Linked DNA regions of Homo sapiens: regions 2, 3 and 4 are each linked to region 1. Evidence: chromatin contacts called from ENCODE Hi-C or POLR2A ChIA-PET data. All regions are on one chromosome and are shown on one strand. Each heading gives the region's core, a stretch centred on a gene start or an enhancer-like site at or near the end of the contact. The rest is flanking DNA. Distances are from core to core; before and after follow the strand shown. Region 1 holds the start of C1orf198 (chromosome 1 open reading frame 198). Region 2 holds the start of DISC1 (DISC1 scaffold protein). Region 3 holds the start of LINC01682 (long intergenic non-protein coding RNA 1682). Region 4 overlaps TSNAX-DISC1 (TSNAX-DISC1 readthrough (NMD candidate)).

Region 1 (6,133 bases), core at 3,387-5,886:
GTTAAAGCACTTGTTGCTATGTCTCCCTAATTTTTTTCTTTTTTTGGGTGGGAGGCGGGGGCGGTGGGGACAGCTCTGTCACTCAGGCTGGAGTGCAGTGGCATGATTTTGGCTCACGGCAGCCTTGACCTGCCCGGGTTCAAGTGATCCTCCCACCTCAGCCTCCCAAGTAGCTGGGACTACAGGTGCACACCATCACACCTGGCTAATTTTTGTATTTTTTGTAGAGATGGGGTTTCGTCATGCTTCCCAGACTGGTCTCAAACTCCTGGGTTCAAGTGATCCACCTGCTTTGGCCTCCCAAAGTGCTGGGATTACAAGCATGAGCCACCATATCTGGCCTCCCTAATTGCTAAGAAAAGCATTCCAGGAACGAATACCATGTTGTCTTAGTCCATATTCTGGTTAAAACCGTATACTTGAAACTAGGTAATTTATAAAGAAAAAAAAAAAGGTGGGAGGGGGTACGTGATGAGAAATTCCTTAATGGGTGCAATGTACATTTTTCAGGGGATGGTCATCACTAGGTGATATATCCATGTGACAAAACTGCACTTGTACCCCCTGAATTTATACAAAAAGAAAAAGAAAAGGAATTCATTTCTTACAATTACGGAGGCTGACAAGTCCAAATTTGAGTGGCTGCATCTGGTGAGGTCTTTCTTGCTGGTGAGGACTCTCTGCAGAGTCCCCAGGTGGTATAGGGCATCCCATGGTGAAGGGGCTGCGCATGATTGTTCATATTTCTCTGCTCTTCTTATAAAACCACCAGTTGGCTGGGCGCAGTGCCTCACGCCTGTAATCTCAAGACTTTGGGAGCCCAAGGCGGGTGGATCGCGAGGTCAGGAGATCGAGACCATCCTGGCTAACATGGTGAAACTCTGTCTCTACTAAAAATACAAAAAATTAGCCGGGCGTGGTGGCAGATACCTGTAGTCCCAGCTACTGGAGAGGCTGAAGCAGGAGAATCGCTTGAACACAGGAGGCGGAGGTTGCAGTGAGCAGAGATCGCGCCACTGCACTCCAGCCTGGGCGACAGAGTGAGACTCTGCTTCAAAAAAAAAAAAAAAAAAAAAAAAAAAAAAAAAAAACCCCCCCCCCCCCCCCAAAACAAAAAAGCCAAAAACAAAAAACCCACCAGTCCCACTTCCATGATAACCCATTAATCCATTAACCCAGTATTGGTCCATGAATGGATTAATCCATTCATGAGAGCAGAGCCTTCATAACCCAATCAGTTGTTAAGGGCCCCACCTCTCAATACTGCCACACTGACGATTTAATTTCAACATGAGTTTTGGAGGAGACAAATATGAAACCATAGCACATATGAAAACCTGAGGTTGCTTACACAGACCCGGTAGAGTGTGCTCAAGGCCCTGCAGAGCCGATCTTGTGTGGGACCCCGATCATTCATCACACACGGAAATAATGCTGTTAACACACCCTTTTCATCTCCCCCCATATTGCTTAACATAAAGTAGCAAATGCCTCAGTAAAGTGCTGATGATTAAAGGAATACCCTTTGGACCACTGCAAGGTTTGAAAGCATTTCCGTGGGTCAGGCACCACGTGTTAGCCTCTTCATTTTGTGAACAGAGAGAGTCTACTGGCTAAACCACATTCACAAAGAAAGATAATTTAGGCTGCCTCCATCCAAATTCTTACCTAAGAAGATGTTACAGACTAAACACTTGTGTCCCCTCAAAATTCTTATGTTGAAACCCTACCTAATACCAATGTGATGGTATTAGGAGGTGAGGCCTGAAGAAAGTACTTAGGACTGACTAGATGAGGTCATGAGAATGGAGTCTTTAGGAAAGGGATTTGTGCCCTACGGGAGTCATGAGAGAGCTTGCTGTATCCCTCTTTCCACCATGTGAGGATATAACAAGAAGCTGGCAGTCTGCAACCCCAAAGAGGGCTCTTACCAGAATCTGATCACACTGGCATCCTAATGTCAGACTTCCAGCCTCCAGAACTGTAAGAAATACATGTTTTTTGCTGAAGTCACCCAGTCTATGGTACCACGTCCCAAAGGGACTGCGACAGGTGCTTAGCATGACAGCCATCCCGCACTATTTTACTTGAAGTCTTGGTCCATTCGGGCCACTATAACAAAATACTATGAACTGAGTGGCTTATCATCAATAGAAATTTATTTCTCACAGACCTGGAAGCTGGGAAGTCTGAGATCAGGGCACCCACAGACTTGGTGTCTGGTTCTGCTTCCTGGCTCATAGGTTGTGCCTTTTGATGGCACCTTCTTGCTGTAAGGTCACACGGTGGATGGGGCAAGTGAGCTCCCTTGAGTCTCTTACAGGGGCACCAGTCCCACTCATGAGGGCTTTGCCCTCCTGACCTAACCATCTCCCCAAAGGCCCCACATCATCTTACCAGTTAGCATTTCAACATATGAATTTTGGGGGGATATAAACATTCAGACCATGTAACCTAATTACATATTTGGAGTTTGGCTTTTTTTCTTTTTTTCTTTCTTTCTTTTTTTTTTTTTTTAGACAGAGTCTCCCTCTGTCGCCCAGGCTAGAGTGTTGTGGCGCGATCTTGGCTCACTGCAACCTCCGAGTCCCTGGTTCAAGTGATTCTCCTGCCTCAGCCTCCCGAGTAGCTGGGATTACAGGCACGTGCCACCACGCCCAGCTAATTTTTGTATTTTTAGTAGAGACGGGGTTTCACCATGTTAGGCAGGGTGGTCTCGATCTCCTGACCTCATGATCCACCCGCCTCGGCCTCCCAAACTGTTGGGATTATAGGCGTGAGCCACCGTGCCCGGCCGGAGTTTGGCTATTTTTATTCCCTCCAGGAGTAGATAAAGATATATGTAAAAAAAAAAGTTTCTAATTTCAGCCAAGTCATCTGTTAGAGCCATACTTTAATTCCCCTGAGTTTCTTCTTATAATCTGGAAGAATTTTTCTTTCAGTTAGCCCCTTATCATCCAGATCATGGACTTTACATACTTTGGCCAATGTCCCTGAATTATCTCACGCTTTTATTATCTTGAAAACTTCTTTGACAATCAATTATTGCCAGACCCAAAACACCTCATGGGGTTGTGGTTTTTTTTTTTTTGAAAGCAACAATTATTTCCACAACTGCTTTGAAAACAGCATGAGACCAAGTTTCTAAGGGTACGGACAGCTTCTTATGTGAATATCAAAGCAAGCCTGGGGATGTTAATTAATTTCAAGAATATATCTTTAAACATTACCTATATTATTAAACAAGGATTAGAGGAGAGAAATCAGTGGGATTCAGGTCAATGTATTGAGCTTCTCTAGCATCAACTCAAACAGAAGATCATACTCCAAAAAACTGTCCTTAAACTTCCGGTCTCATAAATAATCCGCCACTTACTGTGGAGACTATATTTGGTGGTGCTTGCCTTTCCCTGCTTCAATATATTATGTTGTGAACATTGTTGATAATAATGTCTTTAACTGTAGAGCCTGCCACATTCATGACATTCCAAAAATATTCTGAGGATTTCTGGGCCGGAAGATGAGGCCATCTCACATTTAAAATAGGACTTTGCAAGTTATTTCTACTTTTGTGTTCAGAACTATCCAGGCAAAGACCCTGGATAACAGCTGAAATGCTGGTTTTTGTTTTTGTTTTTTTATTTTACGAGTGGACACAATTCTCACCTGAGTCCTGTTAGTCTTGTTAAAATCAGTCAGATGGAGAGAGGGGCTTGGGGGAAGTGGGGGCTCGCTATAATTTTAATTTTGTGGTCTGTCTGGGACACACCTCAAAATTACAAACCCTGGCCCCCTACCTGTTGGGATGTCGCCTCTGAGTCTGAAAACTTTCTGCTCCTCTTTGGTTTGTTTGCAAACGTCGAACTGCCAAGAGTTCTGAGCTCCTTGGGTTGGGGAAAGGCACCTGGGCCACCGGGTACTTCATGCACCCACCTGGCCCCGAGGGGCGGCGGGAGCTGACTTTCCTTGAGCACCAGATGCCCCGAACCGGTCCAGCCTTCCAGGTCGCCCTCCAGCCTCCGGGCTGCCCTGCGCCCCCGGCTATCTGCAGCTCACCGCGCCAGGCCCCGGGCCCAGCGTCCTGGACGGGCCCAGAGAAAGCAGAGAAGGTGTGGCTCGTCCCAGAAAGGGACAGAAGGAAAGGAGTAAAAACAGAAGCCAGGCAGCCAGCGGCTTGGCCTGAAATGCTGGGGCTTTCTTAGGCTCACTGGAGGTTGAAAAAAGTTTCCTTTGTCAAGCAGTGGCCACGTGGCGCTATGGCGGTCACTACCGGGAATTAACCACGGCCACCCTCTCAGAGCGCCGGGCGCGGACTCAGGGACACGCCGGCTACCACCTGAGCCGGGTAAGGGGAGCCCGAAACCTGCGGGCACCGCGGTAATCCACTATGGAGGCGTAAAGGGGGACTCGTGGGGTCCGCGAGGGGGTGGCGGGGGGGGGCCCGGAGGGAGGAGCTCCCGGGGAGGGGGCCACGGAGGGCCGGGGTCCCGGGGCTTGGGGAGCTGGGTTGGCTTGGAGACCCGGGTACGCGGCGGTGCAGGGCGGGGTTCCCGGAGGGGGCGGGGCTCCGGGTGGCGCGGGGCGGGGCGAGGGCGGGCACAGCGAGGGGCGGGGCGCGGGCCGGGAGCGGCGGGCAGGCCGGGCATGGCGTCCATGGCGGCGGCGATCGCGGCTTCGCGCTCGGCGGTCATGAGCGGGAACCGGCCTCTGGACGACCGGGAGCGAAAGCGCTTCACTTACTTCTCGTCGCTGAGCCCCATGGCCAGGAAGATCATGCAGGACAAGGAGAAGATCCGCGAGAAGTACGGGCCCGAGTGGGCGCGGCTGCCGCCCGCGCAGCAGGACGAGATCATCGACCGGTGCCTGGTGGGGCCGCGCGCCCCGGCGCCCCGAGACCCCGGGGACTCGGAGGAGCTCACGCGCTTCCCCGGCTTGCGCGGGCCCACGGGCCAGAAGGTGGTGCGCTTCGGGGACGAGGTAGGTGCGGGCCTGGCCGCGGACCCTCTTCCCCTCCCGGCGCCCCGAGGCGCCCCGGCCCGGTGGGCACCTGCCGGCGTGAGGCCGCCCCAGCTGGTAGGGGCTGGAAAAGAAAAGGCAGGAATGGCAGTGGGTGGGAGGGGAGCCCCAGAGCCGAAGTTCGGGGGGTGGGGGCTCCGCTGGGGGAGTTGGTTAAGAGATCGCCGAGAGGTGGGTCGTTAAAGAACCTCCATCTAGACCTGATCCGCCGGCTCGCACGGACTCCAGAGACTTCTCCCGGAGCTGTCGTAAGCGAGGCTGACCAAAGTGGAAACAACAAGCAATTTTAAACCAGACAAGCCTGGGTTTTAATCCAGCTCTGCTACTTACTACCTGTATGGCGGTGGGTCAATTAACTTCTTAGAGCCTCAGTTTCCACTGTGTAAAACGGGGGTAATAACGCCACCCCGTGCCTGCCCGTGAAGGGACTGAGCAAATGATATATACTAACATGAATACTTGTGATGAGATGTATGGGGAAAGTAAAATTGCCAAGCCAGGTAACAAGGAAGAAAAGGTGTCTTCCAAGATAAGGAGGGAAACCCATCCATCACCCTAAGATGTTTTCCAAGTGAGCACAATGCCCAGCGTATGTTTTAAGGGTGAGCATGGTGGCCCTGTTTTCCACCAAAAAACTAAGGGACGATAAGTTTAAATGAGCTCCAGTAAGTCTTGGCCACATAACAGGGCATGTTTAGGTCTCAGATCTAGACACTGTCCAGACTGCTAGAGGGACAGTCATTTGTGAAGGTAGAAACGCTGAATCTGTTCCAGAAAAAGCTCAGGGATGACCCACACTTAGTCACAAACGCCTGAATCTTCTGTAGGGTTCAGAAACTTGGTCTTCTTTTTCTTAGAAATGTGTTTAACCGAAGCCTGTTTGGTGCCATTAGAATTTGCACTGTGACTCTTTGGCGTTTCAAACTCAACTTTTGCCGTGAGGAGCAAAGTCAAGCTGAGCAAAGAGTGTAGGAATGAAATCGCTCGCTGTTAAGGCTGTTTCTTGGGCTAGAGGAAGGAGAAGCTGGGAGAGATTTTTTCCGAGGAAGTTGTGGATTGTGGATGGAATTCAAGTTAAGGAGGTTTAGATCAGATTTTCAGGCTTGGGTGTGCTGAG
Region 2 (6,498 bases), core at 3,178-5,677, 760 kb before region 1:
TTCTCAGTAGCATCATTTGTTAAATAAGGATGCCGACATCTTACCTGCCAGAACACAAGGAGTTTAGCCAACTGGTGTTTTGAAGCTTCATCTGACAATAAGTTCTGTGATTCTGTTTATAAGTCTGTGACGAGTGACCCGAGTGACTGGAGGGAGCCCCATAATGTCTAGCATCCATTTCTGAGTCATGACAAAAAGCCAAAGGGGAAATGGGGCAGGGAAAGGAAGCAGATACAGGACCAGTAGTCATATAAGGGGCTGTGCACACCATGTGAGCCCCTGCCTACCTTCTACAGCTAAATGTCAGTATTTCATTCATTGCCCAGCCACAGTTCTCCCTTCCTGCTTCTACTTGGTGTGAACATTTGAAAGCTCATTGCAAAGTCTTCGCTCAAGAGAAACAGCTGGTGAACTCTGGTTTTGAAAGAAAAAATGGATTCTGAACGGCTAAAGCATCTGGAATTTTAAAAATTACATGATTGTTGCACAGAAGTCATTCGCTAAGGAATTTTTACCACAAAGTCATTAAAGTTAGGAACTAACAACGGAAGACTCCTCGAGGCTAAAAGTCTTATATTACTAAACGGTGCTGACTGAAAAATGGCTCTTCACCGGTGGTTCCAGCTGTGCCAGGAGGGGACCCTCCTCAACCCAGGGTGGCTGCCAAGGGAATCTCTGGAAACAGTGGGCTCTGCTTGGATTCATGAGAACACAGCATATAAACTCAATTACCATCATTATTATCAAAAGAATGATTCTGGCCAGGTGCAATGGTTCACATCTGTAATCCTGGTACTTTGGGAGGTCGAGGCAGAAGTTGCTTGAGGCTCAAGGTCAATCTGGCCAAAATAAGGAGACCCCATCTTTTTTAATTAAAAAAAGAAAAAAAAAGAATGATTCTAATTCTGGTCTAATGACCCTAACCTAAAATATTACCTTTTTTTGTACTCAGAAACTTTGTGTGCTGGTCTTTAAATCTTGTTTAAAGGGCCCGGCGCAGTGGCTCATGCCTGTAATCCCAGCACTTTGGGAGGCTGAGGCGGGCAGATTACAAGGTCAGGAGATCGAGACCATGCTGATCAACATGGTGAAACCCTGTCTGTATTAAAAATACAAAAATTAGCTGGATGTGGTGGTGGGCGCCTGTAATCCCACTACTCGAGAGGCTGAGGCAGGAGAATCGCTTGAACCCAGGAGGCAGAGGTTGCAGTGAGCCGAGATCGTGCCACTGCACTCCAGCCTGGCGACAGAACGAGACTCCGTCTCAAAAAATATATATATTGTTTAAAGGTCACCATTGTACCCTCTCTTTGCTCTGAAGGTCCTGCATCAAACTTTAACCAAAACCACAATAAAATTCAAATATCAACAATTTAGTCTCTAATCCTTCTCCAATCAAAATTTTTAGATTTTAAAAAAAGAAAAAGTTTTAATGAGCATAATAAATTGGCTTTGTTCTACATTAATGTCATAATGTTTGAGCAATTAGCAAGTACTATTTTTGTCATTTAACAAAAAACAATAATAGTTTGCCTCTCACTTTTGGATGGATGCATGCAGCATAGAAATGGGTTACAAGGACAGAGACACCAAGCTATTTGTCTACCTTGGTGAGATTACAGTATTTTTTAGTGTTCACTTACTTGTTTGTAGCTTTCTGTGCTTCCTGTAATGAGCATGCATTGCTTTTGGAAAAACAAAAACCAATAAGATAAACTTAATTTAGGAAACAAATAAACTAGGAATTGTTTCTGCAGCACAGAAACAGAGCATTCACGCTCCTCTCGGAAGTTTCTGCTTTCTTCTGGAGGCATCTTGGGTGAGCAATGAACTTCCTGCAGAAAAGTCCCGGGGCCCAGCCCTGCAAAGTAACCATGACACCCAACGCCTCGATTTCCGGTTACACCTCATGTGCTATCCTAAGGGTTCTGGCAAATGAGTGTTGAAACAAAACAAAACAATCCAGATACCACTTAGAGATTTGTGATGAGATCTTGCAACCTGTTCTTTCAATGTTTTAATAACTTTTCTGCAAATTGTCATCATTTGTTTTACAAGAAGATAGTTTAAAGTATATTTTATAAAATAAGTCTGAGGGAAATTAAAATTATGCCAAAGCCTCTTTTGCCAGGATTAACAGTTCACTCTTACATTTTGGGTCTATAGATATGCAGGATGGAGGTTGGGCCTGGTGGCTCATGCCTGTAATCCTAGCGCTTTGGGAGGCCAAAGTGGGAGGAATGATTGAAGCCAGGAGGTCGAGACCAGCCTGAGCAACATAGCAAGACTCCAACTCTAAAAAAAAAAATTAGCTGGGCATGGTGGCATGCGCCTGTAATCCCAACTACTCAAAAAGCTGGAACAGGAGGATCTCTTGAGCCCAGGAGTTCAAGGCTACAGTGAGCCATGATTGTGCCACTGCACTCCATCCTGGGTGACAGAGCAAGACTCTGTCTCCTAAAGAAAAAAAAATTACCTAAATTCTAATATAGGTCTGTTCTGAATCACAGCTCCACTCTATAAGTTCAGTTTGGCAAGCGGCCAAGAACACAGTTGTGAGTGGCACCCACACCAGGGTTCTAATCCTGGCTTTACACTTAAGAGCTCTGTGAGCTTGGGAACCAAGCAGGGTGACCCTGAACCTCAGCTTTGTCATAGGGAAATGAGGACTGTAATCCCAGTCCCATAAAGATGCAGGGAGGATTTCATCAAAGGAATTCATAATAAAATGTCTGGCACATTGTAAGTTCTAAAAACCTGCAGATGTTACCATTCCCTCCTAGTACTATCATGTCTTATATGTGCATAGTGACTCATACTCCACAAGGTGCTTTCAGATCTTTTGCCTCATTTAATCCTCAGGCAATGCGATCAGTACAAAAGGCAGTAATTACTACCCCCATTTTTCTTTTATCTTTTTTGTAAACAGATGAGAAAACAGGCTCAAAGTCAAAGAGCCCGAAAAGCGGGTATCTTGTCCACGGTTCTTTTTGCTCTGTGGCACAGAACTGAACCTCAGAGGACTTCATGTACCATGCCGAGCACAGGAGAACTACATGTGTTTTTAAATGCCCTACTATTCCTGCATTAATCAAATCAAACTGGTATTCTCACATTACTCCCAATTATTTAGATTTTGCCTAGGAAAAATAGCAACTAAGGTTTTTTGAGAGTGCACTGGGTATTTCAGGCATTGGGCGAGGTGCTTCACTTCCACCATCACAGTTAAACCGCATAACAACCCTATGAAGCAGGTACTGTCATAGTCTCCTGCATGTCCAGGATTGACATGCAGGCAGACTGTCTCCAAACCCCAGTTCCTATGGTCCTAGTGCTGTCCAATTCAAATTTGTCCAGTTGATGATAACACTTTGCAAATTGATTTCCCATACAACAAACCTAACGACACATGGAGGCCAGGCTATGAGTGTTCTCCTTTACATTTCAGGAGACTGAGGCTCTGAGAGGTTAAGCGACTGACCCAGCCCTGTCCTCACCCAGCAAGAACACAAGGCAGCACTCCCTAACTCCAAATCTCACTGTCTTTGGAAAACCTCACATTTTAAGAGTGAGAAGGTAGAAGTCCTGTCATTGTTGAAAAACAACCATCCACAATCATCACTAAGAGTTGACAGCGAGACCCGCGCTCCAGGCGGTGGAAACCGAGCAGTCTCCGGCTTGGGCCATCCCCGTTACTGTAGCCAAGTAGGAAGTGGGCGGTGACACTGATTTCAGAGCAGCCCCTAGGGAAGGCACAGGCACCAGTTCCTGGTCCCGCTCCCAGCCTCCTCCCTCCAGGTCCCCGAAGGGGTGGAACCCGAGATCCAGCTGGGTCTTGGGGTTAAGGCGGGCGGGACGTCCCCTGTCCCGAGGGGGCGCAGGCTGGGGCGCACCGCAACGAGAGTGCAGGCGGCGCAGGTGTCCCAGGACGGGGACGGATCCAAACCCCAAGCACGCCTCTGCAACCTTTCCCGGTCACCTGGACACGCAGCGGGGGCGCGGGTCAGACTCCTACAGTTTCGCAAACTGCGGGTCCCGGGGATCGCTGCACAGTCCTGGGTCAGGGACCTGGCCCGGCTCGGCGCTGGTGCCGGGCTGGCAGCCCAAGACTCGCTCTTCTCTCAACCTCGCACGCCTCGCGTCCTGCCTCAGTTTCCCTCACCTCGAAAGGGGTTGTTAACAGAGGCACGCCCTGACCTACGCGACTTCCTGGGGGCCAGAGCGCGCCCTCCTTGCCAGGACCCCCCCAGGACGTGCTAGGACTCTGTGGCAGCTCCCCTACCTGCGCGGTGGCTCACGCCGCCGCCGCCGGCGGCGGCTGGGGCGCCCTGAGGACCCCCGCCTGGCATGCGCCCCGCTGCCAGCTCCTCCCGCTCCGCCTGGGCTGCCTCCTGCTCCTTCCCCGAGGCCAGAGGCGGGGGGAAGGGAGCAGCGCGCTGGACGGGAAGTGGGGAGGGGGCTGGCGACGAAGGGGGCGGCTCCTTTCTTCTCCTCAGCGAGTCCGCTGTTTCCTTTCCAGCATTGGCCCCTGACGCGCGCGCGCGCGCGCACACACACACACACAGACATACACACACACGCTGCTGGAGCGGGCGGGGCCAGCGGCCCTCACAGCCTGTCTCCGGGATCTCAGGACCTCAGAAAGTTTGCTTTCACTCTGACTCATTTCTGGAAGAAACAAGAGGGGAAGTGCAGGAAGCCTCCAGGATGGGGTACAGGAGGGCGCCTTCCAGACGCATGATTTAAGAAGTGACCACACAGTGATGGAGAAGATGGAGGGATGTGAGGGGCTCATTTATACAAAGTGGGGGCGGGGGGGAGGAGTGGGGATAACTGATGACCCTGGAAAGAGATGAGTGGGAGCAGATGTTTAGAAATGAGATAGGATTCCAACTTCTAGCATCTTCCAGCAGCTCCGGGCTGGTTCCAGGACACAGAAGTCCATGCAAGCTCCTAGGCAACTGACTCCCCCCTTCACCCCTTCTCTTTGGTTCATTCAAGGAAGCTACTGGAGCACCCCCTAGGTAGCACCTGCTATAGGACAATGGGTACAAGGAAGGGCTACACATGAGCTCTTTGCCCTTAAGCAGCTCACCTCCAGGCTAGAAGGAGAGCACGTGCATAGAAAACGAAATCACAACATGAGATAGAATGTGCCATGTGCCAGAGGCTTGGCACAAAACCTCTTGCAATGGTTCAGGGATAGGAGGGAGAACTGTGAAGAAGAAGGGTTGGGGAGACGTTCTGCAGGAATGGGAAGGATCTCCTTAGAACGAGAGGAGTTAGAACTAGAGGAAGGCTGAGGTCCTTCAAAAGCTGAAGATCTTAAGACTGAAAGCACACAGTTGTACTTAAAATCAGTGTGTTTGCCCGGCATGGTAGTGCACTCCTGTAGTCCCAGCTACTCGGCAGGCTTAGGTGGGAGGATTGCTTGAGTCCAGGAGTTCAAGGCTTCAGTGAGCTATGATGGGGCCACTGCACTCCAGCCCAGGTGACAGAGAGAGACCCCCCACACCCCCACCACATCTCTAAAAATAAATAAATGTATGAATATCTAAGGCCAGGCACTTTGGGAGGCCAAGGTGGAAGTTCACTTGAGTCCAGAAGTTTGAGATCAGCCTGGGCAACATAATAAGAACCTCTTTTTTTTTTTTAACTTTTAAGTTCAGTTTGTTACATAGGTAAACTTGTGTCATGGGTGTTTGTTGTACAGAGTATTTTGTCACCCAGGTATTAAGCCTAGTGCTCATTAGTTGTTTTTCTTGATCCTCGCCCTTCTCCTACCCTCCGCCCTCCAAAAGGCACCAGTGTGTGCTGTTCCCCTCTATGCGTCCATGTGTTCTCATCATTTATCTCCCACTTATAAGTGAGAACATGCAGTGTTTGGTTTTCTGTTCTTGTGTTAGTTTGCTAAGAATAATGGCCTCCAGCTCCATCCATGTCCCTGCAAAAGACATGATCTCATTCTTTTTTATGGCTGCATAGTATTCTATGGTATATATGTACCATATTTTTTTATCCAGCCTATCATTGATGGGCATTTAGATTGATTCCATATATTTGCCGTTGTGAATAGTGCTGCAGTGAACATGTGTGTGCATGTGTCTTTATAATAGAATTATTTATATTCCTTTGGGTGTATACCCAGTCATACGATTGTTGGGTCAAACAATATTTCTGTCTTTGGGTCTTTGAGGAATCACCACACTGTCTTCCACAATAGCTGAACTAATTTACACTCCCACCAACAGTGTAAAAGTGTTCCTTTTTCTCCACAACTTCTCCAGCATCTGTTATTTTTTGACTTTTTAGTAATACCCATTCTGACCGGTGTTAGGTGGTATTTCATTGTGGTTTTGATTTGCATTTATCTGATAATCAGTGATGTTGAGCTTTTTTTATATGAATGTTGTCCACATATATGTCTTCTTTTGAAAAGTGTCTGTTCATGTCCCTTGCTCACTTTTTAATGGGGTTGTTTGGTTTTTTCTTGTAAAT
Region 3 (6,143 bases), core at 1,211-3,710, 980 kb after region 1:
AAACACTGTACAGACCACAAAGCCTAAATTTTTTGCTGTCTCTTTACAAAATAAGTCTGCTGACCCCTGGTCTAGAAGCTGTGAGGGCTGGTGGAGGAAATCTTGAGAAGGGTACTCATCATCTCAGAAAGCCTCTGCCTCAAGTGAGGGCTTTGTATGGTCTTGGGGTAAGGGAAGGCTTTTTCTCTCTACAAGGGAAGTGGGCCACTTCTGCAAGCCGAGAGAGTTCCAGGGAATCTGAGGATTGAAGGTTCTCAAGCACATCTACCTGAAAGTCCTCATTTCAGGTCCTCAGGTCTCTTCCTCCTTATCAGCCCCTTGACTTTGACACAGAACATTTGCTGGAGCCACAAATTCAGACTTTGCTATTCTTTTATCAGATCATAAGCTTAATTTTCAGCAGGATGTGCCATCCAGTTACAGAGCCTTGTTAATTGGTAGATTCTCTGGTCTTACATAATAAATCTATTTTTGTATGCCTACCTTGCTAGACATTCTACCCTTTTTGCTGCCAAGGCAGTTTTGGCATTAACAGGAGGTCATTATTGTTTGCAAGCTGTAAGGCACTATCTTGGCAGTGCATTAGGACTGGCTCTAGCTGTTACATGCTGTCATAGAGATTTTCTGGCTTCTAATTCTGTGCTTACTTTGGTTGTTAGCTGACTCAGCCTGGCCTATTTTCTCCCTTCAGGGCATTGATGCACCTAACAATCATCTCCACCGCACTTGTATGTGCTGTCACCACCATAGCTCTCAAATGCTAGTGATATTATTGCACAAGCTGGTGCGTCCTCTAGCACCTGCACTTCTTCCTGTATCAACCAGGCTCCAGCCCAGCCAGGAGTTTTAAACCACATTAGTTATTTTTACAGAGAGAATTTAATACCAAGAATTGAGGAACCAGACAGGTCTAAATGGGCACATTGAGATAGGGTGAACAACCATCCCAGTTTGCCCAGGACTGTTCTAGTTTTAGCACTTAAAGCACTGTGCTCTGGGAAAAACTTTAGTCTCAGGCAGAGCAGGACTGCTGGCCACCCTCACTGAGGTATCACAGAGATGGTAACGGCAGGATGCAGCTCTCATCCCAGTACTGGGGGGCACACAGGAAAGAGTTTTGTCTAAGTAGAGGGCACCAGCTAACTGGTGCTTGTATCCCTGAGGGGTGCCATGAAGCTGGTTTGGGCAAAGCCATTAACTGGAACCAATTGTTGCTATTGGAACCAAGTGTTGTGAGTGCAAAGGTGATGCATCATTGCTGGGATGAGCCTGACACCAGAGGAAGGGAGGAGATGAGAAGGAGCATGTCCCTTCTTTCTTCTCTAGCCTCCAGTTTTCCTCCAGCTTCCCGTTGCCCCCCGCCCCAGAGCCTAACTGGGAGCCACTGGCAGGGCAGAAATGTGGTAGGTGGGAATTCCTAGCCGCAGCATCAGAGAGCAGTGTACCAAAGACCCGCATCCACCCTGGCATTCCGGCTGCTTACTGGGTGGAGCTGCAGTAGCTTATTCACCAAGTGAAGACATTCTTAACAGTCACGATGCATGCCAAGGGGTCATCACCACCCACTTACCACCGAAAACCGGGGCCTTGTTGCCCTCTGAGCAGCAAAGGATCCAAGAGCAGAATCCCACAAAACTCTGCTACCAAGACCCCTTCAAACTCTAGCTGTCTTAGTTTGGGGGGCCCCCAAAGCAGATCCCAAGGCAAAGATTTGAGCACAGTGATTTATTTGGGAGGTGGATGGGGCAAATAAAGATACATTATTGAGCCAGCTAGCACCACAGGAGACTGTAGGGTTGGTCTGGGCTGGGTCCAAGTGGGCTGCTTTAGAATCCAGATGACGGAGCTGGGGGAAAGAAGCACATTCCCCATTTCTTCAAGAAACTCAGCCTACCTGCAGGAATGCAGGGAGCACCTCAGAGGCTTTAGACCGTGGTGGGGAACCCCACGCAGGCTGCACCTAAGGCAGGGACACGCAGTTCACATCTGCCACAGCTGTGATGAGGGGCCTCCACTGGATATCTGGCCATGGCACACAGCGGCCACCACCAAAAGGGCAGGAGGAGGGAGACATGAGATCTGAAGTCAGCTTGAGTGAGGAGCCTGAGATGCTGAAGAAATCGGGAGAACGTGGCGGGTAGTGGGCAATGCCTTAGTTTGAGTTACCCCCAGAAGCAATCCCTGGGAAAGGACACAAGCACATGTTGCTTCCTTGGGAGGTAAAGGAAAACATCATTAGGGGAGTAGTGAAATGAGACAGGAAAGGGGATGTGGCCGGTACAGGGTGTGTTATCACAGCAGCCATGGCTGTGGGTAACAGGAGCCTAATGCCACAGGGAGCTGGAAGCCAGCAGAACACACATACCTTGTGGGTGGGAGAAGCTTCAGTGTTTCCGTGCAGGATTCAAAGATTGCTTCTCTCATTAATTCTCCTCCTGGACTGCCTTGCCTGAGGGCAGAATGACCTTCTGTGGCTACAGAGAAAGGCTTCAGGCAAAGAGATGCAGCTCTGGGCCCCAGAGTCCGCTGGAGCACACTGAAGCTGGAGCACACTGAAGTGGAAGATGGGGCTGCAGACAGAGACTGGGCAGCCTCTGCTCCAGGGAGGCCCGAGAGCCAGAGAGCAGATTCCATAAGAAGAATAACTCCCATTCCTCATGCATGAGACCCTCTGCTAAATGCTTCCTGTGCACCACCTCCAGAAATCCTCCCAAGCCAGGACACCAGCAGTATTACAGGTGGAATATCCCTTATCCGACATGCTTGGGTCCACAAGTGTTTTGGATTTTTTCAGATTTTGGAATATTTGCGTATATATAATGAGATATCTTGGGGATGGGACTGAAGTCCAAACATGAAATTCATTTATGTTTCATATACACCTTATATGCAGCACATAGCCCAAAAGTGATTTTGTGTAATATTTTAAATACTTTAGTGCATGAAACATAGTTGTGACTATAACCTGTCACATGAAACCAGGTTGGAATTTTCCACTGGTGGTGTCATGTTGATGCTCAAAAAGTTTTGGATTTTGGAGCATTTTCGATTTCGGATTTCTAGAGTAGGGATGCTCAACTGTATTATTATTTTCATTTTACAGGTAAGAAAATGGAGGCTCCCAGAGATTTGACAACCTGCCCGCAGCAATGACCAAATCAGACTTGGTGCTAAGTCTGCACCTCCCCAAAGTCAGTGTGTTTGTATGCTCTGCTGCCACTGCCCCCCGCTGGCCCTGCACATGATGTGAACCATCAGGCAGACCTGGAGTTCTGTCTCCTGGGTGGGCTGCTTGCCAACACCAGGGTGGCTGGCCCCTGCCTGTGTCAGGTCCTGCAGTGTTGACTCTCTTCGTGTGATGTTGGGCAGGTGGAGCTGGTTGTGCTGAGCCTGAGGAAACATCCAATGTGCCAAACTTTCTTGTGTGTTTCCCTCTGCTGGTTATTTAGTAAGCCCAGGAAAAGAGCAAATCCTGCCCCCAACAGATGATCCTCTCGATGAGAGTGGTTATGGTGATGATGCCAGCATGCAGTGGGGAGATTCGACTTTTCGAGATTCTTCCAGCCCTTTGCTTCCCACATTTCATAATGCTTGATGGCAACAGCTCTGCTGACTGTTTGGGAAAAAGACAATACTTATGTCCCTTTTAGAGACACTTTACTCAGTCCCTCCCGCAATGCTTAGTACGCAGAGAAAATAGTAAAATTAACCCGATTTGCTCATCACTCAGTTTTGGCCGTTATCAACTAATGGCCACTCTAGTTTCTACTGGGGTCCCATATACTCTGCCTGTCCCCTGATTATTTAGGTGCTAATCCCAACATTGTATCCTTTTGATGCGTTCCAAAGCAAAAATATTGATTCCTAAGCTACCCTTGTGAATTTTCTGATTCAGGAGGTCAGGAATGGGGCCTGGGAATCTACACGTATTTTCGATTCTCCAGGTCTGGGAACCTACAGTATAAAGGAATGAGCATGGACTTTAAGAAAGTCTGAGTTTGAGTCTTGGTTTTGCCCAAGCCTTATAACTTTGGACGAAAACTTTAAGTTTTTGGACCTTGACCTCTTTGTCTTGAAGGATCACCAACTCTGTGAACTTGTGGTCCACTAAGACCCTCCAACATTTTTCACATTAAATACATGCTATCAATCTTGTGTCTCTCAGCCTTCCCCTGCCTTGGTGTTAGGCTGGGGGTGGCGGCAGCAGGATTGCTTGTGAGTTATCCTCTTTTGTGGTGGTTGCGTCCACAAGATCTCTCCAAGCTGTGTTCCCTGTCTCCCATGTGGTGTGTCCCAACACTGTGTCCCCTTTAGTCCCATTCAAGCTTCCCTCACTCTATTTGCTCCAACCCACTGTGCCCAGCTCCCTGGGAAACTGATGGGCAGAACCTATCCCTAAACAGCATTCTTCAATCACAAAATTCTTGCACCTAGAGTAAAACTGACATTTGATTCAGGTCAGTGATCGTTTTTTCCAACCAAAACCAAATCCTAATTTCCGTGGTTGGCATGCATGCAGTCATTTGGTGCTTATGAAAAAGAAAGCAGGCTTCACTGAATTGCAAAAACAAGAACTTTGCTGGCTTTTGGTGTGCTCAGCATTTTTCTGAATGAAGATGGCAACTCACAGTGAATACACATTTTTTTTTCTGGTTATTTAATTAAATGGAGTTCAGAGGGAAGGAACATAAATAAATAAGACAAGCAAATTGGGACGCACATTTGAACTAGAATGAGAAAAGAGCGGTTTCCTGAGGCGGAACACCTTCACAATGGAGCACAGCTTTATTTAGTACAACACTGCCCCTGCAAATTGTGTCCTCAGTTGTTTTGGGGAGTTGAATGTAACTTGTGCTTTCACAGCGACAACTAATAGCAAAGAAAGGCCCTAGGAAATGCAGGACTGCAAGAGACTGACTTACAGTGGGAATTTGGGAAGCCATGTGTTAGAACAAAAAGGAACTGCAACCACCTCACTGTATGCCTGAGAAACAGAAGCTGAGATCTCATTATTTGCTCAAAGCTGCATGGCCAGTTGGCAGAGGAGCACAAACCAGCACTCTGGGTTACTGACCAGTGCTCTTTCCATGGAGAGGTTTAGGTGGTGGTTAGAAGCACAGACACCAGGACAGACTGCCTGGGTTCACACCCCAGCTCTGTCCCTTCCTGGCTGGATGATCTTGTGCAAAAGAGTTAAATCCCATAGGGGCCACATCAGCCAGAGTTTCAGTAGGAAACAGATGGAACACCAAATTAGGGTCGTTGGAAGGGGTATTTATAAATGATCATTTCAAAGATGTGGGTGGAGCATGGGGAAAACACAGGCGCCAGTGCAGGGACACAGGACCAGCAGTGTTAGAGCTGTCCCCAGCACTGGGCCAGAAGGAACAAGGGGAGAGAGAGGCTGCAGAGCCTTGTTCTGAAAGCAGCTGTGTCCTCAGGTGGGGGAACCCAGACAGTCACCGTCATCTTGTAGGGAGGAAACCAGGGTAACGGGTGCACGTCCTCACTCTCCCTTCTCTCCCTCCATTCTCCTGATGAGGCTCCTTACTGGCTAAACCCAACTAAAAGCACAGAACACAGAAGCTTGTCTGTGTGGTCTAGCTAGACCTGGCTCCTGGGGTGGAGAGCATGCCAGAGGAGGGGGGGCAAATGGATCTGTGGGAGCAAATATAACTAGCTGGCACAGGGCCTCCATTTCCTCATCTTAAAATGGAATCATAATGGAGCCCACTCATAGTTTGTTGTGAAGATTGATAACTGAATAGATGAATAGCTGCAAAGTGCTTAGAATAGTGCCATATATATATATAGTGTTTATCATACATATACACATTATTATAGTGCTTACTACATAACTACCATAGTGCTTACCATAGATATGTAATATATAGTAAGCATATACACAGTATGCAGATATATAAGAGTATAGTAATCATATAGCAAGCACTATATTACTACATACATAATATACATAGCAAGCATATACATATATAATAGTTTAATGTATTATGATATTGTAAACTTTCCCCATTTGCCTTTCTTGGCACTTGCACTACATATGGAAGACCCCTCTATGGTCTGAGTTGAGCATCTGGTAAACTCTTTATTACCCCGTCACTAATATTTATGAACTCAATTTA
Region 4 (6,133 bases), core at 3,214-5,713, 740 kb before region 1:
GAAGCTGGACCCCTTCCTTACACCATATACAAAATCAATTCACAATGGATTAAAGACTTAAATGTAAAACCCAAAACTATAAAAATCCCACAAGACAACCTAGGCAATACCCTTCGGGACATAAGAATGGGCAGAGAGGCTGGGCACGATGGCTCACGCCTGTAATCCCAACACTGTGGGAAGCTGAGGCAGGTGGATTGCCTGAGCTCAGGAGTTTGAGACCAGCCTGGGCAACATGGTGAAACCCCGTCTCTACTAAAATACAAAAAATTAGCTGGGTGTGGCAGTGTGCGCCTGTAGTCTGAGCTTCTCTGGAGGCTGAGGCAGGAGAATTGCTTGAACCCAGGAGGCGGAGGTTGCAGTGAGCCAAGATTGTGCCACTGCACTCCAGCCTGGGCGATAGAGCGAGACTTTGTCTGAAAAAAAAAAAAAAAAAAAAAAAAAAAAAAGAATGAGCAAAGATTTCATGACAAAGACACCAAAAGCAATCGCAACAAAGGCAAAAATTGACAAGTGGTATCTAATTAAACTTAAGAGCTTCTGCACAGCAAGAGAATCTACCAACAGAGTAAACAGACAACATACACAATGGGAAAAAATACTGGCAAACTATGCATCTGACAACGGTCTAATATCCAGCATCTATAAGGAACTTAAATTTGCAAGAGAAAAACAAACAACCCCGTTAAAAAGTGGGCAAAGGACATGAACAGACACTTTTCAAAAGAAAACATACATGCGGCCAACAAGCATATGAAAGAAAGCTCAATACCACTAATCATTAGAGAAATGCAAATTCAAACCACAGTGAGATACCACCTCACACCAGTTAGAATGGTTATTATTAAAAAGTCAGAAAATAACAGATGCTGCTAGGCTGCAGAGAAAAGGGAACATTTATACACTGTTGGTGGGAGTGTCAATTAGTTCAACCATTATGGAAAGAAGTATGGCGATTCCTCAAAGAGCTAAAAGCAGAACTACCATTTGACCCAGCAATCCCATTACTGGGTGTATACCCAGAGGAATATAAATCATTCTACCATAAAGACACATGCACGCGAATGTTCACTGCAACACTATTCACAATAGCAAATACATGGAATCAACCTGAATGACCATCAATGACAGATTGAATAAAGCAAATGTGGTACATACACACCGTGGAATACTAAGCAGCCGTAAAAACGAACAAGATCATGTCTTTTGCAGGAACATGGATGGAGCTAGAGGTCATTGTCCTTAGTAAAGTCACACAGGAACAGAAAACCAAATACCACATGTTGTCACTTATAAGCAGGAGCTAAATGACAAGAACTTATGAACACAAAGAAGGAAACAACAGACACTGGTGTCTACTTGAGGGTGGAGGGTGGGTGGGGGGAGAGGAGCAGAAAAGATAACTATTGGGTACTGGGCTTAATACCTGGGTGATCAAATAATCTGTACAACAAAACCCTGTGACATGAGTTTACCTATGTAACGAACTTTTACATGTAACCCTGAACCTAAAATAAAAGTTTAAAAAAAATGGAAAAGAGGGTAGTCATTACCGGGGTAGGCAGAGGGAGGAAAAAGCCCTTAAGAGAAAGATCAGCAAGCTAAGGAAGAGGAGGAGGTGTGCAGGCTGGGAGTTGAGCCCCACTGCCCTCCTCCTTTATAGGGCAGCAGCAGGATGCAGGAGAGATATCAGCCTCCCAAGCATCACTTCTCAGGAATGCAGTGGAGCTAGCCCTGCTAACTGCAATACTATGACAGGGATTCTGAAAGGGCATTCCTCTTATAATTAAATACCTAGGTACTGGGAGGCAAATAAAAATCATAATAAAAGCCAACAGTAATGAGTTTACCGGCCAGACACGGTGGTTTATATTTTAATCCCCGCATTTCAGGAAACCAAGATGAGGCGGGAGGATCGCTTGAGCCCAGGAGTTTGAGACAAGCCTGGGCAACATAACGAGACTCTGCCAAAAAATTAAAATCAACGAAACTAGCCAGGTATGGTGCCAGCACCTGTAGTCCCAGCTACTCGGGAGGCTGAGATGGGAGGATCACTTGAGCCCAGGAGTTCGAGGCTGCAGTGAGCTGTGATAGCACCACTGCACTCCTGCCTAGGAGACAGAGTGAGACCCTGTCTCGAAAAAATTTTTAAACATTTTTTAAAATTAAGAGCTTATCTATTGTCTGTTACCATTATGCCAAGGGCTTTACTTTGACCATTTTTTTCAGTTCTCAAAAGAATGCTACAGATTTAGTAGTGATGCAATTACCCCCATTTCACAAATGGGGAAACTGAAGCTTTAAAGAGGTTAAATACCATGCCTATGTCTAGGATGTAAGCAATGGAGCTGGACATCTTGGGGACTCCAGGACCTATGGTCCTAACCATGGTTCTTGGGATGGCTTACTGCCTCCCAGGGTGAGCTGGAGTAACTGGAGTGAGTGGACCCAGACAGGACAATTAAGCATTCCTAAAAGTGGAGCATTTAGTACGTGCAGTGTCTTGGTGCAGCATGAAGGCCAGAGAAGATGCAATGAGATAGATTAGTGTCAGGTCCTAGTTGACTGAATGGCATTTTGATCCAATATTTTAAAAATCCCTGGATTCTGTTATAGGGGCTCCTCACTTTAAGGAAATCTGATATTCAAAATCCAAACTGAAGTAGGAATAACAGCTTGTTCATTGAGCAGCTACTGTGCACCTTGGCATCACACCAGGAGTTTTCTAAACATGACCTCACAACTGCACAATTCTGCCAGGCGAAATTATTAGCCATATTCCCAAGCCAGGCACTATGAGCTGAGTTGTGACTTCCAAAATTCAAGTGCTGAAGCCCTAAGCCCCAGTGCTTCTGAATGTGACCGTATTTAGAAATAGGATCTTTAAGGAGGCAATTGGGTTAAAATGAGGTCATTAAGGGTGGACCCTAATCTAATATGATTGATATTCGTATACGAAGAGGAGATGAGGCCACAGACACAGGACACAGACACACCCTGAGGGGTGACCACGTGAGGGCACATCAAGACAGCAGCTGCCTGCAAACCAAGAGAAGCAGTCTCATAGGAAACCAACCCAGCCAACACGTTGATCTCAGACTTCCAGCCTCCAGAACTGTGAGACAATACATTTCTGCTGTTTAAGCCACAGTCTGTGGTACTTTGCTATGGCAGTCCTAGCAAACTAATGCACCAAGGAATCGAGTCTGAAAGTCTAGTTTTTGTCCAAAATCACGAAGACTGTGTCAGAGCTAAAAATGCAGTCTGTGCTACTGCAAAACTTACACAACAGAAGGGCCCTCTCCTGTACCAGAAGGTTTGCTCCAGGCTTCTGAGTATCAGCTACACTGTTTCATCAAAACACAATTCATTTGACAAAAGCCACTTGCCCTTCTGGCAAAAGAGATCTCAAGCAAAGAAAATTCTACTGATTTCACTCATGCCCCCTTGTAGATGGTGATGTTTCTATAATGAAGCATTTAAAGATTCTGATCCCATGTCAGAAAATCTGGATGGACTGTTATATATGAGAGAAAAACTACGTTTGCATATCGATCAATGAATGAAAACAACCTGAGAAATGGAAACCATTTGATTTGGTGAAGTAGGAGCAAATGAAGTAAATTTTTAAGTAATGTTTATTTCCCATGTTATATAAGGTTATCTGAAAAACAAACATTTAAAATTTTTCCTTTTAAACTTTTTTCACATTCATATTTAATACACCTTTTGCACTAATTGCCAGAAATTAACACCCCTCAAAACGTGTGTGTGTGTGTGTGTGTGTGTGTGTGTATGTATATTTTAGATTGAGTCTCACTTTGTCGCCCAGGCTGGAGTGCAGTGGCGAGATCTCTGCTCACTGCAACCTCTGCCTCCCCAGTTCAAGCAATTCTCCTGCTTCAGCCCCCCGAATAGCTGGGATTACAGGCGTGCACCACCATCCCTGGCTAATTTTTTGTATTTTTAGTAGAGATGGGGTTTCACCATGTTGGCCAGGCTGGTCTCGAACTCCTGACCTCAGGTGATCTGCCAGCCTTGGCCTCCCAAAGTGCTAGGATTACAGGCATGAGCCACCTTGCCCGGCTCTATTTATATATTAAAAAGACCTTTATAAATTTAAAAACTTAAAATATATATTATAAAAGTATCATACACATGTGACAATAAAAATTCAAATAGAATTTTAAAAATTCAAATAGGACTGAAGGGAACAAACTAAAATATAAGTGGTTGCCCAAGAACCATCTTTAAGCATCTCTGGGTTTTAGTTCTTGCAATGATTACTTCTCTTTGTGACACTGTGTTATTTTGATCTTGACATTTTTAAAGAAAACATGGATTGACAGATACAAATGTCTTTGCATATGTCAAAATACTTTTAAAAATAAATAAAGGGGAAAAGAGCCTCTCAGAAATGGCCACTAGGTGGTAGAAGTTGACTAAAAACTGCTTTATTCGGTAGAGCCATCTCGATTGCTGCCCGCGACTTTTTTCCTCTAGGGAGAAGGGATTTCTTCAGGGTCTTCTCCTGAGATATCCAACATCTCCTCCTCGAGCCCCTTTGCTTAGAATGCCCTGTAGCCATTTTAGACTGCACACAAATGGAGATAACACAAGCAACTTCTCACCTTCCAGAGGGCAGGACAAGATGAAGAAGGAAGATCTTCAAAAGTGAAAGGTTAAGAAAGACAAGTACACACCCATACACACACCAGTCCTACCAAGGCAATGGTGACAGCAGGAAGAGATGGCTGCTCTTCCTCCAGAGCAGCTGTGATGCAGACCCACCTGTCACCCAAGAAGGAGAAAAGTGAACAACAGCTTCTGCCCTAGTGGAGCCTGAATTAACTCATAAGTCGAAATCCCCAGAATCTCTTTGCGCTTTGGTCTGTGCTATTGTACTTAACACACGCTCAATAAAGACTTATTGATTTGACTTAATCTCAAAACCACATTTCTAAAGCACCAAAGGACTATCTTTTGATTCATTAGATGTTTCTTGAGCTCACACAAGTGCCTAAACAACAGGGGAAAAGGTCGTAAAGATAAATAAAATAAAAGCCTTCTGTATTTTTTTTTTTTTTTTTTTTTTTTTTTGAGACGGAGTCTCACTCTGTCACCCAAGCTGGAGTGCGGTGGCGCAATCTCGGCTCGCTGCAAGCTCCGCCTCCCGGGTTCACGCCATTCTCCTGCTTCAGCCTCCCGAGTAGCTGGGACTACAGGAGCCCGCCACCACGCCCGGCTAATTTTTTGTATTTTTAATAGAGACAGGGTTTCACCGTGTTAGCCAGGATGGTCTCGATCTCCTGACCTCCTGATCCGCCCGCCTCGGCCTCCCAAAGTGCTGGGATTACAGGCGTGAGTCACCACGCCCGGCCAGGCTTCTGTATATTTTTCTATATGGCCAAAATGTTTAATGATTCTAAAAACTGAGAACAAACACAAGCAAACAAGTCAAAGGAAGAAAATGTTTAAATAAGAAAAATAAATGGGCCGGGCGTGGTGGCTCACGCCTTTATCCCAGCACTTTGAGAGGCCGAGATGGTCGGACTGCTTGAGGTCAGGAGTGCTTGAGGAGGTCAGCCTGGCCAACATGGTGGAACCCCTGTCTCTACTAAAAATACAAAAATTAGCTGGGCATGATTAGCACCTGTAATCCCAGTTACTCAGGAGGCTGAGGCAGGAGAATCGCTTGCACCCGGGAGGCGGAGCCTGGGTGACAGAGCTAGACTTCGTCTCAAAAAAAAAAAAAGAAAAGAAAAGAAAAGAAAAATAAATATCAATAACCCCTTCACACAAGAATTTTATTCCTACAAATTTATCCTTAGAAAATATGTCAATAGAGGCAAAAACTACAAAAGTGAAACTATAAATCTAAATAGCCAATGATTAATAGTTAATTGTAACATTAGTTTACTAGATCATTATCTATCCTTACAATCATTTTGAAGACTATGAAAAAATGAGTCATGCATAATAAGTTTACAGGTTTTTTTAGACATGAATATAACTAAGTTCACTAAAAGGCAAGCAGACTAAGCAGAATAATGTGTCTTCATAACAGTATGCCGATAGTAAGATCCAGAAATTGACTGAAGCACTGTGTTTTCATAAGAAGTACTAAGGATTC

Evidence for each region. A loop is a pair of places that touch in the nucleus more often than their neighbours do. ChIA-PET counts read pairs that join two places held with the same protein, here RNA polymerase II (POLR2A). Pooled maps may share reads with other maps.
Region 2: a loop to region 1 is called in a pooled map, with 3 times the contacts of the local background. The contact joins the promoter of DISC1 here to the promoter of C1orf198 in region 1. A Hi-C loop is called at or near these places in 7 of 50 pooled maps. POLR2A ChIA-PET finds 5 or more read pairs at or near these places in 2 of 52 experiments (PC-9 and activated naive CD4-positive, alpha-beta T cell).
Region 3: a map of gastrocnemius medialis shows a loop between it and region 1 (3-fold over the local background). The contact joins the promoter of LINC01682 here to the promoter of C1orf198 in region 1. A Hi-C loop is called at or near these places in 1 of 168 maps with a recorded cell type or tissue (gastrocnemius medialis).
Region 4: a pooled map shows a loop between it and region 1 (2.6-fold over the local background). The contact joins the enhancer-like site here to the promoter of C1orf198 in region 1. A Hi-C loop is called at or near these places in 7 of 50 pooled maps. POLR2A ChIA-PET finds 5 or more read pairs at or near these places in 2 of 52 experiments (Caco-2 and activated naive CD4-positive, alpha-beta T cell).

The regions. Positions count from the first base shown.
Region 1 is chr1:230,867,024-230,873,156 of GRCh38, reverse strand. C1orf198 (chromosome 1 open reading frame 198) reads left to right here and starts at 4,636. Exons shown (of 4, transcript NM_032800.3): 1 at 4,636-4,977. The coding sequence starts at 4,645. RefSeq lists an enhancer at 4,073-4,664 and a silencer at 4,488-4,707.
Region 2 is chr1:231,624,719-231,631,216 of GRCh38, reverse strand. DISC1 (DISC1 scaffold protein) reads right to left here and starts at 4,427. Exons shown (of 13, transcript NM_018662.3): 1 at 4,283-4,427. The coding sequence starts at 4,349. The region is part of intron 5 of TSNAX-DISC1 (TSNAX-DISC1 readthrough (NMD candidate)); the gene reads right to left. RefSeq lists silencers at 2,708-2,908, 3,882-3,941, 4,272-4,531.
Region 3 is chr1:229,882,135-229,888,277 of GRCh38, reverse strand. LINC01682 (long intergenic non-protein coding RNA 1682) reads left to right here and starts at 2,460. Exons shown (of 2, transcript NR_146476.1): 1 at 2,460-2,738.
Region 4 is chr1:231,602,486-231,608,618 of GRCh38, reverse strand. All of the region lies in intron 4 of TSNAX-DISC1 (TSNAX-DISC1 readthrough (NMD candidate)), which reads right to left. The region is part of intron 1 of LINC00582 (long intergenic non-protein coding RNA 582); the gene reads left to right. Among named protein-coding and RNA genes, the nearest start is that of LINC00582, 6.5 kb to the left of the region's middle. Within about 2 kb of position 4,463, at least 12 of the 41 ENCODE cell types and tissues checked have a DNase peak (open chromatin) inside an H3K27ac peak, as active enhancers do.